Regions from separate parts of the Homo sapiens genome. Here region 1 is linked to region 2. Evidence: chromatin loops called from intact Hi-C (ENCODE). Cell type or tissue: endothelial cell of umbilical vein. All regions are shown on one strand. Links, peaks and the distances in the headings refer to the core of each region. The heading gives the core; the rest is flanking DNA. Region 1 has its middle 13 kb from the start of EXOC8. Region 2 overlaps GNPAT (glyceronephosphate O-acyltransferase).

What was found. Peaks named below come from ENCODE experiments on the same cell type or tissue, not always from the same donor. Only the 100,000 strongest peaks of a DNase experiment are listed, where the experiment ranks them.
Region 1: it touches region 2 in a loop (2.5-fold over the local background); 9 of 110 quality-filtered maps call a loop at or near these places.

What each region holds. Positions count from the first base shown.
Region 1 is chr1:231,323,160-231,326,081 of GRCh38, reverse strand. No RefSeq gene overlaps it. Among named protein-coding and RNA genes, the nearest start is that of EXOC8, 13 kb to the left of the region's middle. In endothelial cell of umbilical vein, for the core only: no CTCF peak of the experiment used is centred there; no DNase peak of the experiment used is centred there.
Region 2 is chr1:231,271,183-231,274,045 of GRCh38, reverse strand. GNPAT (glyceronephosphate O-acyltransferase) reads right to left here. Exons shown (of 16, transcript NM_014236.4): 11 at 1,655-1,734; 12 at 1-124. Among named protein-coding and RNA genes, the nearest start is that of GNPAT, 31 kb to the right of the region's middle. In endothelial cell of umbilical vein, for the core only: no CTCF peak of the experiment used is centred there; DNase peaks (open chromatin) are centred at 955 and 1,665; H3K27ac peaks cover 1,925 bases.

The DNA.
Region 1 (2,922 bases), core at 91-2,590, 52 kb before region 2:
CAGCATTTTTTGTCACAGCAAAAGATTGGAAATTACCCAAAGGTGTATCCATAGGAGATTTATTTAATAAACTTTGGTGCATGCATACAATGTAATACTATGCAGCTTAAAAATGAATGTGCCCTGTATGTACTGATGTGGCAAGATCTCTAAAATATGTTGTTAAATGGCAAGCAAGGTGCACAACAATAGTATAGTATGTTACTTTAGGAGTAGAAAAGGAGAAAATAAGATTGTAAGTAATATTTGTTTATACTTACATACAAATTCTGAACAGGTATCAGCAGGTAGAACTGAGTAGATGGGGAGAGGGATGGAAAAATGTGAATTTTCATTTAGAAAATGCTTGAATATATCACCCTTTAAAAACATGAAATAATAAATACACGTGGTGTCTTAAAAATAAGACTTACTCTTTCCATTTTGTAATGTGTCTTTCTGCCACTTTTTTTCTATATGTATGTGTTAATTTGGAGAATACATATTTTTAAAGATTTTTTATTTGGAAAAATTTCAACATATAAAAAGGAACATAATGATATAATAAATCCCTATATACCCATTACCGAGCTTCAACAATTCTCAGTATTTTGTCATTATTATTTCAACTATACCTAACAACTCTCCACCCCATCCCCACTGGGGTTATTTTTTGCAATTTTTTTGGAACATAAACTTTACACACATTGAAATGAACACATCTTAGCTCTCCAATTTTGAAAAAGGGATCTACTCCATGTAACAACACCCAGTCACTATATAGGACATTTTCATCTCTCCAAATAGTGATGGTGTTACTGTTCTGTATATGTCTGTTCTAGTTATTATATAAAACTTTTTCCCCTGGCTTCTCTTTTGGAAAAAAGAAATCATGTTTTCATTCATAATTGTGAGTTGTAACACTTAGGCAGAGACCCTGAGCTATATCAAAGGAAATGTTAGTCACATTTCTGCAATTCTAGAGTTCCAGCCCTTGCTATGTGGTGTTAAGCTGGGAAAGGTGCTATGGGAATTTGGGTGTGGTGGAGGCTCTGTTCTTTCTTCAGAAGCTCCTAACTTGTGTCACAAGATGAAACCTCTAAGATTGCACTGTCAACATGGAAGCCACGTGCAATTTTAAAAATTTTAAGTTAATTATCAATTAAATGGAAAGTTTAAATGCAGCTCCTCAGTTACACTAGTCCCATTTCAAGTGCCCAGTAGCCACCTGTGGCTAGTGACTACCATACTGCACAGCACAGATTTAGAACATTGCCATCGCCAAAAAACATTTCACTGGATGGCTTACCTAGGTTGCGAAGGAAGATGGGACCTCAAAGAGGCGGAAAGTGAAGTTTGCAAGGTGCAGAACTGTAATCATGAAAAATGTTGAATGTTTTACCTTTGCCTCAAGAGTACTGTTCCACCGCTGTCATTTTCTCTCCTTTTAAAAGAATCATTTCTCACTTCATGGTTTATTTTCTTTTTACCTACAGTTTCATTCACTTTTTTATTGTTCCAGTGTTTCATTCTCTTATTCTCTTCTTTCTCTTGCTGTTTCTTTTTTCATTTAATATGATTTATTGATTAGCAAGAGAATTTTGCTTCTGGTTATGGTGGCCTAGGCATTTCTGACCAATCCTTCCCTGAGAACAATTAGAACTACTTTACACATTATATATGCAAAGAATATATCTGAAGGCTGCAGTAGAATAAAAAATATATCTGGTCTTTTTTCTTGGTTTCTGGCATAGAACTTCAAAAAACCTTGGCATTTCCTGAATGATGTTTTTGTTATGCTAATAAGGTGACTCCTATTTGGGCCCCTAGATATCTTCAGGATTGGGGCTGGTCACCAGAAAATTGACCATATAATCATGGAAGTGGAATGTTAATTTCCTGCCCCGCTTCCCCCCACCACCACAGAAGAGATGGAGAAACTGTAGGTTGAATTTTATCACTTGCCTAATGATTTAATCAAGCATGCCAATGTAATGAAACCTCAATAAGAACTGTACATCGAGGATTGGGTCGCTTCCTGGTTGGTGAACATATTGATGTACTGGGAGGATGGCACACCTGGACTCCACAGGGACAGTCTCCTGTTTCCCCCACCCCCTCCAGATCTTACCCTATGCATGCTCCACTTGATTGTTCCTGAGTTGTATCTTTTACAATAAAAGCTGTAGCTATAAATATAGCACTTTCCTGTGTTCTTTGAGTCATTCTAGGAAATTATCAAACCTTGGAGAGGGAGAGGGAGTGTCATGGGAAGCCCCAAATTTATACCCTGATGGGCAAAAGTGTACGTGGCTTTGGGACACCCCAGGACTTGTGACCTGCATCTGAAGTGGGGGCAGTCTTATGGGATTGAAACCCTTAACCTGTGGGGTCTTGTTCCCCATGGCAAATCCATATGAGTCTGCAGCAACCTCAATTCTTGCCTCCTCAGACAAAAAGAAGTTGACTGCGGGACATAAGGCAGGAGGAGAGACTGAGGCCAGTTTTAGAGCAGGAGTGAACGTTTATTAAAATGCTTTAGAGCAGGAAGGGAAGTAAAGTATGCTTGGAAAAGGGCCAAAGACACGACTTGAGAGATCAAGAGCACCGTCTGACCTTTTGACTTGGGGTTTTATTCATTGGCATGCTTCCTGGGTCTTGCGTCCCTTCTCCCGATTGTTCCCTTGGAGTGGGCTGCCTGCATGTGCAGTGGCCTCTAGCACTGGGGAGGTGAGCATGCGCAGTGTGTTCACTGGGGCTGTATACATGCTCCCTTGAGGCATTCTTCCCTTACCAGTGGGATGCCCCTAGAAGGTCATATACCAGTTAAACTCTGCCATTTTTCCTTTTCGGGTGCATGCTTGAGCCAACCTGCCCTACCCCTGAGATCTTATCGGGAAGCTGCTGATCAGTTTCAGGTGTTTGTGTCTAGTGGTAGACACC
Region 2 (2,863 bases), core at 1-2,500:
AAGGTTTAAAGAGTCCTACTAAAAATTCTAACACAGTATTTCCTTTCTCTGTAACTAGGATGTCTTTCGTAGTCACTTGTATGGCTTCACTTTTACAAAGCAGGTAACAGCCTTCTTCAAAGTCCTAGAAGGGAAGAGGAAGCCATAATGTTCATCTAGGTTAATGGGTATAGTGCCCATCTGAATACATGTACCCCCTCATCTAGGTTAATGGATACACTGCCTATCTGAATATATGCAGCCACATGCCCTCAGACAACAGAATACCAGCTATTTCCCCAACCTCCAGAACAATTCTGGTTGTGAGATAGTAGCCAGAGAAGCATCTGCTCTACATTCAAAATGTTTTCAAACACAACATTTCTGAGCCTTACAAATCACAACCTGGGTGATGGATTTTCTTTTACTTTGCAGAACCACTCCTTAATTTAAATAGGAAATACATACAGCAAGTCCTAAAAATACTTAGAATTATGCTATGGTTAAAAAATTTCTGGCTGGGCGCGGTGGCTCACGCCTGTAATCCCAGCACTTTGAGAGGCTGAGGCGGGCGGATCATGAAGTCAGGAGATCGAGACCATCCTGGCTAACACAGTGAAACCCCGTCTCTACTAAAAATATAAAAAATTAGCCGGGCGTAGTGGTGGGCGCCTGTAGTCCCTGCTACTTGGGAGGCTGAGGCAGGAGAATGGAGTGAACCCGGGAGGCAGAGCTTGCAGTGAGCTGAGATTGCGCCACTGCACTCTAGCCTGAGCGACAGAGCCAGACTCCACCTCAAAAAAAAAAAAAAAAAAAAAGTTTCCAACACTCCTGTTCCACTCCCTACAGAATCAAACCTCTTATCCTTAAAGCACACAAACACCTAACATGCCTCTCATCTACTGTCACTTCCCACTTCAACCCAGCAGCAGTCCAGCTCTGCGAGCCTGATGACCCCTCAGCTGTCTAGACCAGGCAGGACCAGCACTCACTACTCTCAAAGTAAAAGGCACTTGCCTGGGTGACTCATTCTAACAACTTGCTAACAGGAAAATGTGTGCTGATTTTGTTGTGTTTGGTTTCTTTTTTTTTGAGATGGAGTCTTCCTCTTGTCACCAGGCTGGAGTGCAGTGGCACAATCTTGGCTCACAGCAACCTCCACCTCCCGGGTTCAAGTGATTCTCCTGCCTCAGCCTCAGCCTCCTGAGTAGCTGGGACTACAGGCATGCGCCACCACGCCCAGCTAATTTTTGTATTTTTAGTACAGACGGGGTTTCACCATGTTGGCCAGGATGGTCTCGATCTCTTGACCTCGTGATCCGCCTGCCTCGGCCTCCCAAAGTGCTGGGATTACAGGCATGAGCCACTGCGCCCGGCTGTGTGCTGATTTTTAAACGTTTACTAAAATAAAGTTAGTTTAGTTGTAATGGCCACACTGATAGTTCAAAGAATGACTCTCCTCTCACCATATAATCCCTAAGTTATTAATTAAACTTGATCAAGAATCAAACTAGAGTCTGCTGAACTGTGAGCGCCCCAGTTTCTCTTGAAGTCTGCCCCACTTTGCCTTGAAGAAAGGGATGGCACACTGCCTGAGACACATCTGTGAATTCACCCCTAACATTTCTAGAACTCACACTGCAAACATACTTGCTCTTTGTTGTAAGCACTTTACCTTTAGTGTGTTTCCTGGAAGGAAGATGAACTCATCTGCAAAAACATCACGTAGGAAGCGAAAGCAACTGTAGACATCCTCTGGAAATAAATGCATCATGTAAAATTACAACATTGCCCTTTAAACTTTAAGGGAGTACCAGGAAGTCCTTACTATCACAAAATGTATTTCAAAGGCATATTTTATTCATGTAACAGGGACAAGAATTAAGTCCCCTGAGGGAAGCTAAATTAAACCCAAATCTTACCCACAGAGCAAACTACGGTCTAGCATAGTTTGTTTTTTGTTTTTTGAGATGGAGTCTCGCTCTGTCACCCAGGCTGGAGTGCAATGGTGCAATCTTGGCTCACTGCAACCTCCGCCTCCTGGGGTCAAGCGATTCTCCAGCCTCAGCCTCCCAAGTAGCTGGGATTACAGGCACTCGCCGCCATGCCCAGCTAATTTTTGTATTTTAATAGAGACAGGGTTTCACCATGTTGGTCAGGCTGGACTCGAACTCCTGACATCGTGATCCTCCTACCACGGCCTACCAAAGTGCTGGGATTACAGGCGTGAGCCACTGCGCCCGGCCCTAGCATAGTTTTTAAATGATTGACTCTAACCTACAACCAGGCTTCTACTCAGCGAGACATCACAGTCCTTAGAGGCCAGGACGCTTCATTTTTCCCTACCCCATGGCTCCCTAGTAGGGAAGGAAAGGTACTGATTTCTTAATTTCCCTCTATATTCATATTTCCTGGTATCTTTATTATATCTGTAGCACTTTTCCTTAGAATCACTGTGGAGCTTTGAAAAGCCAAAACCAAAACCAAAACCAAACACCAATGGCTGGCCCATACCCCAGGTCAACTGAAGAAACTTTGGGGTGGGGCTCACTCCCCTAGTAATTCTAACATAGGGCCTTGACAGAACCCCCTGGCCTTGACTACAGGCTCCTGTGAACATGACGTGTACTGTACTCATTTTTATACTCCTGATACAATTAGAACAAGACCATGCATCTCGGGAGTACTCATCGACTGCTGACTGCTCATCTGCCCACCTGCCTTTGCTGGATCAGGGAGCTGGCACAGCCAAAACAGTGCCGCAGACCAGGAAGTGGAGAACTGTACTCAAATGCCAGATCCTTCTCTCAGTAATTATGCAACTTTCTAGGCCTCATTTTCCATATTTATAGAAGGAAAGGTTTAGATTATTTCCAGGTCCTCC